Linked DNA regions of Mus musculus: region 2 is linked to region 1. A link is a loop called in an ENCODE intact Hi-C map of the cell type or tissue named here. Cell type or tissue: left cerebral cortex. All regions are shown on one strand.

Region 1 (4,000 bases):
ATATTTAGATTGCTGAAAGTTTACCCATGTTTCCACTATTTGAAAGATTTTTATTATTTACCTTTTTGGCATACTTTAATTCCTCAAGGTTTTGTTTGGTTTGTGTACTGAGGATCTATATTCTGTCCCATTCTTTTGGCAAGTAACTTACTGAGGATTCTTCATATACCTGAACTGTACTAGGTGCTGGAGAAATATGAACAGTAATGGAGTTATAGAACAAGTAGAAAAAACAGTGATTAAAGTACCATAATATAAAATGCCCAAGAGCCATAGGAGGTATGAGACTCTGTAACGAAAGCTTATAATTATAAGTACTGGACAGTTGGTGTTTTATCCGGCCTCAAATGATTTTTCTCATTTACAACTTTATTGGAGACATGTCTGTTTTTCCCATGGTGTTAAGCTCCTTAAATGCCAGAACTCCTCACCACCAGCATTGTTCAGAGCTGTGACACTCTCAATCTTGAATGAGATCTTCTTCCTTAATAATGGTGCCAAAAATACATCTTGTCTGGCTATCAGCTTGTTAGCACCAGAGATTATCTGAGCTTTCTCAAGGCCATGCATCGTGACTGGTTGAATATGTCTGTGATGTATTCTCCTTTATTGCCAAGTACCCAGGAGTTGTTATCTATAACCCTGCCTGGGCCACTTATACTCTATCTGGATACCAAATGTTTTTCTCTTACTCTCCTTGGTAGAGAGCTTCTTAGATAGGGCTACTATTGCTATGAGAAATACCTCTTGATGAAGCCTTTTGAGGAAAGGGTTTTGTAGGCTTATTCTTTCACATCATAGTCCATTACTGAAGGAAGTTATGATAGAAATTCAAATAGCTCCTGCTAGAGGCAGGAGCTGATGCATAGGCCATAGAGGAATACTGCTTGTTGGCTTGCTTGCTCTTCATGGCTTGCTCAGCCTGTTTTCTTACAGAACCCAGGACTCCAGCCCGTAAGTGGCCCCATTCATTATGGCTGGGGCACTCCCACATTAATCACTAATTAAAGAAATGCCCTACATACTTGCCTACAGCCTCATCTTTATGGAGGCATTTTCTCAGTTGAGGTTCCCTTCTCTCAGCTTGTGTCAAATTGATATAAAACTGGCCAGCACAATTGACCCCTTATCAACTTGACACACAACACATCAGTGTTAACTGCAACCTTTCCTTTCATTCCCTTGTTCAGCTGCAATATTACAGGTCAATATCAACATCACAATATAAAACATTTTGCAAACTTAAATAGTCTAACCGTCTTACAAATTCTAATACTTTAAAAGTTCAGTCTCTTTTTTAAAAAAACTGAAGTCTCTCAACTGCGGGCTCCTGTAAAGTGAAAAATAGGTTAAATACGTTCTTTAAGAGAGACGAGCCAGGGCACTGTCAAAATCTGATCTGAAGAAGCAAAAGCAAATTCCAATTCTATACATAACTCAGTGTCCAAGATCTAGAACCCACTCACCATCTTCTGGGCTCCTCCAAAAGGCCCCACAATGGGCTGGGCCATGTCATATAAGTTACTAATTAAGAAAATGCAATAGGCTTGCCTACAGCCTAATCTATGGAAACATTTTTTTCAATTGAGAACCCTCCTCTCAGATGACTCTAGCTTGTGTCAAATTGACATAAACTAGTGAGTACAGTAACTCAGCTTTAGTAAAGCTAGACTATGCCTTGTGAACCCCTCTACCTGGAGAAACACTGGGATGAGAAACAGACTTCTCATAAACTGCTCCTGTGTCTAGTCTATTATCCTTGATGAGTGGCATCAGTACTTGTTAGGGGCCTTTATCGGGAGTAGTTAGTAAGACTGTGATCTGTCTGAGTGCCTGGCTCTTTCTTCCTGGGCCTGAGAGGCTCTCTGTGTTTTCACTGAGTCACGGCTGTGCTGGCTTGTGTGTTAAAAATAGACCCTAGGCATCTGCTTAGTGACAAGCCTTTGCTGACCTGACCAGTCACTCTACTGCTTAGAAATATTTGGCGTCACTTATGGCTTAGTTGCTGTTTCCTTTCCAGGGCTTCCTTGCCCCACCTCCTGAAACCTGAAGGGGGCCATAGCACTGAGTGAGAGAGAGCTGGCACATGTTAGACAGATTCAAGGTGACATGTTACTGTGAACTGCTGAAATTCAAGGTAGGAGCCAGGAGAAGTGTTGTCATTTTCTGTAGTGGTGACTGTGCTGTCTTAAGGGCACAGCAGGATTTACTGAGAAAACCCCAGGTTTGAAATCACATAGAAGAGTAAGCCACTTCTAGTCATTGACACTGGGCCTTAGGTTACAGAGCATCAGCTTTTCTTTTGTAAACAGGAAAGGTGTTTACCCTACCATGATGATTGTGAGAAGTGCTTTGTGTAAATATGTACCAGCTCTCGGGAATATGGCTGCTACTGTCCTTACAGCAGACATTGTGCCTTTGCACAGAATACCTAAAGGGCAAATTAAAGCTTCCTAAAGGCCTTGATGTCCAAATGCATGGTCAGAACTCTCTTCCAGGTAGGTGCTCACATCTCTTTTTGTTCGTCTTCAAACATATTGTGACCTTAAACGACATTAACAACTGCCCAAGTCGTACTAGCTGTAGACTCTCCAACTGGGGAAAACTATGACTGAGCTTAAAATAGTACCTTGTCTCTGGTCTGATGGGAGGGCTATGTAAGCCCATGTCAGGGAACATTTTCATTCTCAGGCTTAGCTGAACACAAGGTAGAAGAGGCTCAAGTCTGATAATGGAAGAGCCACCTTTTACTAGGCATACCAGACTGTTCCTGTTAGAAGCCCTAGGGTATGTATCCCCTGCTTCTTGGACCCCTAAACCCTGCCTGCTAGAAGTTTTCTGACTATTCCTTTGAAAGAAGTATAAGAAAAATGGCTCTGAGCAGATCTGGCTCCACAGGGTTTAGAGGTGTCAGAGTCTGAGATAAGCGGGTCTGACCTCTGTGGGAAAACGTGAAGGAGCCAATGGAGACTTTTCTGAGGATTAAATATGAGGCAGTTTTGTCCCAAGAGACAGGAAGAGTAGCTTGGGAAAAAAACAGCTTTGCTTTTGAGTTGATCTTGCTTCTTTTCACATTTACTTTAGTTAGGGTTTCTGTTACTGTGATAAAGAATGTGACCAAAAGCAACATGGGGAGGAAAGAGTTTATTTTATCTTAAAATTCTCCAGTCATACTTTGTCACTGAGGAAAGCCAGGCAGGAACCTGGAGGCAAGAGCAGGAACAAAAGCCGTGGAACAGTGCTGCTGACTGACTTGCTCCTTGTGACTTGCTCGGCCTGCTCTCTTCTACCATTCAGAAACACCTGCACAGGTAGCACTAACCACAGTGGGAGGAGCCTCCCTGTATCAATAGCTCATCTAAAAACTGCCCCGGAGACTTGTCCACAGGCCAGTCTAAAGGACATTTTCTCACCTGTGGTTCCTTCTTCAGTAATTCTAGCCTGTGTCAAGTTGACCAAAAACAAACAAAAAAAAAATTAAAAAAAAAAAGACAAAACACACACAGAACAGTCTAGAATCAAGTCATGATGTCAGAATATAAGTATATCAGAAGCAAACCTGCTAACAAGATTCACACAGAAAGATCAAGCCATCTCCTTAAGGAAAGATACCTGATGAGTCCTTATACCCAGAGTGAAGGTCCTCTACACTCTATAAACTGTGGCCTATTCCCTGTACAGGTGCTACCATGGAGTCTGACCATTGCTGACCAGCAGCCACACAGCACTGAAGTGATAGCCTGCTTGGACCTACACATCTAAGAAAGAGGAAAGCCATGGCTTCTAGCAGCACTGAGACTCAGCTCCAGAGGATCATCCGTGATCTACAAGGTCTGGTTGAGTGGCTAGTTGTAAGGAACTTGGGCTTGTGCCTTGCCTGTTGATAGTCAGAATTCAGCCCTCTCCTTGTTCACGCACAGAGTAATTCGAGCCCTCAGGGACACATCATATTGAAATATTTGGTTTTCAGATATCCAGTCTCTGTGCACATGGGAAGGCT
Region 2 (4,000 bases), 140 kb after region 1:
TTTGAATACTAATTCTTTATTGGTGTATAATTGATGTCTTTTCCTGTTCTATAGCCTGTCACTTTGTACAAATGATAGGTCCTTTGCCATACAGAAGCTTTTCAGTTTCATAAGGTCCCATTTGTTAATTGTTGGTCTTAGTGCCTGTACTATCAGTGTTTTGCTCAGAAAGTCTCTTCCTGTGCCAATGAGTTCAAGCCTATTCCTTGCTTGCTCTTCTATCAGACTTAGTATATCTGGCCTTTGTTAAGGCCCTTGATCCATTTGGAGTTGAGTTTTGTGTAGATTGGTTCGTAAGTATGGATCTATTTGCATTCTTCTGCATGCATCTATCCAGTTTGACAAGCAACATTTGTTGATGATCCTGTCTTTTCTTTAGTGTATGTTTTTGACTTCTTTGTCAAAAGTCAGGTGTCCATAGATATGTAGATTTATGTTTGGGTCTTCAATTTGATTCCATTGATCAGTATGTCTATTATCATACCATGCTATCTTTATTGTTATAGTTCTATAATAAAACTTAAAATCTGAGATAGTGATACCTCTAGGAGTTCTTTTATTATTCAAGGTTGTTTTAGCTAGTGTATGTGTGCATGCAAATATGTGTGTGCATGTGTTGAAATGTTTATTTTATTCAACCATTTCTATTTTCACTGTCTTCATTAAGACATTTGTTTCTATCCTCTTTAAGGTCCTTGAACATATTCATATTTGCTATTCTGAAGTCCTTGTCTTGTGCTTCACCTAGATTGCATTGCTTGGGTCCTATTACCATGAAGTTACTGGCTTCTGGAGAAGGCATATTGTATTGGCTGTTCATGTTTGTGTTTTTGTGCTGAGATTTAAGCATCTGGAATTAAGATGTTTCAAGTATGTTTTTAGTGAGGTGTCTGGTCATGTCTCTGTGGGTGAGTGTTCCATTCTTAGTTGCTGTTGCCCACTCTTGGTCCTGGACAAGTGGAGTCCCTAGTAGAGAGTGCTTCTGTAGGTTGAGAGTAATGTAAAGAAATGGAAATGGCCTGAGAGGAAAGGCTGAGAAAGGTAGCATGAAAGAGCTAGAGGAACTGGGGTCCACACCAAAAGGCACCCAAGAGATGGAGATGTGGTGGGAAGCACCTGCAAGCAGGCTGCTACAGGACAAATAATAGTCTAGGAAGGTTAGAATGGAGGACAAGAAAGGTTTGTTTTATTTGTTTGGTTTTGGCTTTTCAGAATAACTTGTCAGGGGCTAGGATATAGTTCAGGTAACTAAATGCTTGCTTAGTGAGCACAAAGCCCTGAACTTGATCCCTAGTACCACATAAACCAGGCATGTTGGTACATGCCTATAATCCCAGCACTGGGGAAGGTGAAAGCAGGAGGATGGGTGCCTAAGATCATCTTTGGCTACAAAGCAAGTCTGAAGCCAGCTTGATTTACAAGAAACTATGCCCCCAATTCCCTTCTCCGTATGATTTGCCAATTCCTTTCCTGGTACACACAACTGTCAAATTGAGATCTCATTTCTTTTGTTCCTTTCTGACTAAAATTCTAGCAGTTCAAAAATCCTATTTCCTATGTTTGGAATACAGTGACTATTGAGTATCTTCCCTGTGTACACCAAGGATGAGGCTGGATTGAGCCTGCTGGCAATCCTGCTGGGGCTGCCACTTACCCAGACTGTTGAGAAAAGCTGTGTGCACACACAAACAAGCATTACTCTTTCTTTCCTTGGATGTTGAGTCACTATTTTAAAACTGCTGTTATTTCGTATATCAAGGGAAATTATACTCATGTATTTGTTTTTCATAGGATTTGCTAAAGGCCCAAGACTTGGATGACTTGGAAAATACAGTTGCAACTCTTAGGAGTGAATTTCAGAAGACACTTAATGACAAGACAGAAAACCAAAAATCTTTGGAAGAGAACCTAGCAGCAGCCAAACATGACCTCCTCAGAGTACAGGAGCAGCTGAGCATGGCTGAAAAGGTCAGACGGAAGGGCTTCGCCTGTTCATGGCTGTTATCTAATACGCACAGTAGAGAGGCACAGATGTGACTAGATAAGTGGTACACAGTGCCAGGGGCAGCTCATTTTATTCTGAATTTTAGCCAATGTATGTTCTGAAGAGCTATCATTTCTTGGCACTTACCTTCTTCCATCTTCGTGATAATAAACAAACTGCTCCCTCCCTCTCTCCTCCACACGCTGCCTCCACCCTGCACCCTTGCTTTACTGTCTGTCTGCTGGTTCTTCTATAGCCTGAGAGAGATCTGGGTGGCTTTTGTTGTTGTTGTAAGATTTTGAAACCTTTTTTTAAATGGTGTATATGGGAAATAGTAAATTTTTCACTTTAGGAATTACATATTTAAGAATATTTATGCAAGGCTGGAGAGATGGTGGCTCTTAACCATCTGTAACTCCAGTTTCAGGGGATCCAGTGCCCTCTTCTGACATTGATGGGCACCAGACATTCATATGGTATACATACATAAATACATGTTCTATAAAACATTCATATGCATAAAGTAAATAAGTAAATCTATTTTCTCAATCATAATTCTTTTTGAAAAAGGATTGGGTACTAGGTATGGAATTCATGGCTCCTACATATTAGGCAAGTGTTCTGCCAGCTGTGCTACAGTCCTAGGAACTAAAAATCCTCAAACTCAGGGCTAGAAAGATGCTTGGTAGTTAAGACTCTTGCAGAGGATTTGCATTTGGCTTTCAGCACGCATGTCACATGTCTCACAACTACTTATATTTCCAATTCCCTGCATGAATTATGTCTATATAAATTCACACTCAAAACCCTTCCTCCTTGGGATTTAAAACTTGGGGGTTTAGAAAAATATTGTACATATTTTACTTAAAAGTTAGTTTATATGTTGAACAGGTTCCCATATTGAGGGCACAGTGTGATTAAGTTACTTGCTAACATGGTGTTACTTTGGAAAATAATACTATTTTATTAGATTCTCCTTTGAAGTATTTTTAAAGCTCAGGTGGTTATAATATTATACAAATATGCTTTTAAGGAAATTAGAAAATTAGCCAACAACATGCATTTTTTAATCACATTTGTTATTCTTCCCTTAACGTTCCTTAGTAATGGGCTGACAACATTTTTCATAAAACAGGAGTTAGAGAAGAAATTTCAACAAACAGCAGCTTATCGAAACATGAAAGAGATTCTCACCAAAAAGAATGATCAAATCAAAGACCTACGGAAAAGACTGGCAAAGTAAGCTGGCTGCTCCTGGCTTGGGGTTCCTCTCCCCACTTGCCAATGAGCTACAGGGTTGCTTTTAGGCTCAGCTAGACCTTTTTCCTCACCACACTGTACTCAGTTGCAGGCAAAGGCACAGAAACAGCAACTAGCAAGGCAACGCTAGGTATTTATACTTCGCAGTGTTCTGGCACTGATGTCCTTTGCTAGTTGGGGTCATTTTGTCATCAGTGGCTTTGCATAGAAACCCAGCTGAAGCTGACATTTTGCATTTGTTCTCAGGGAAGACATCTATAAAGTGAATTCAAGATTAGATTTGTCTTGGGAGGAGGTTTGCTAACCCTTAACTCATAGACATGTTAGCTGTTCTTGTTGATTTTAGGTTTGTTGCAATTGTACTAAGATATCAAGGGTCTAAATTTTAAATGCAGGCCTAGAATCTGAAGATATCTTAGGTGATCTGGTGTAGACTCCAAGTCACCATAATAGCACTAGCCCTGAGTATAAGTGACTTCTGCTGCAGTGGGGCTGTAAAATGAACTAGCCCTGAGTATAACTGACTTCTGCTGCAGTGGGGCTGTAAAATGAACTAGCCCTGAGTATAACTGACTTCTGCTGCAGTGGGGCTGTAAAATGAACTAGCCCTGAGTATAACTGACTTCTGCTGCAGTGGGGCTGTAAAATGAGTAGTAACAGCACTCCTGGGATAGCTACCAGAGGGACTTCACTCATGGCAGTAGCAAGAACAAAAAGGACATTATGCTCTCAATTCTATTTCCAGATATGAATCTG

The links. Peaks named below come from ENCODE experiments on the same cell type or tissue, not always from the same donor. Only the 100,000 strongest peaks of a DNase experiment are listed, where the experiment ranks them.
Region 2: it touches region 1 in a loop (3-fold over the local background); 4 of 42 quality-filtered maps call a loop at or near these places.

Annotation. Positions count from the first base shown.
Region 1 is chr9:123,843,290-123,847,289 of GRCm38, reverse strand. Fyco1 (FYVE and coiled-coil domain containing 1) reads left to right here. Exons shown (of 18, transcript NM_001110253.2): 2 at 3,682-3,831. The coding sequence starts at 3,777. Gm51700 (a long non-coding RNA gene) reads right to left here and starts at 1,180. Exons shown (of 2, transcript XR_003948283.1): 1 at 1-1,180. In left cerebral cortex, a CTCF peak has its summit at 2,053; a DNase peak (open chromatin) is centred at 1,954.
Region 2 is chr9:123,700,093-123,704,092 of GRCm38, reverse strand. It overlaps Lztfl1 (leucine zipper transcription factor-like 1), which reads left to right. Exons shown (of 10, transcript NM_033322.3): 8 at 1,792-1,968; 9 at 3,120-3,223; 10 at 3,990-4,000. Among named protein-coding and RNA genes, the nearest start is that of Lztfl1, 16 kb to the left of the region's middle. In left cerebral cortex, no CTCF peak of the experiment used is centred here; no DNase peak of the experiment used is centred here.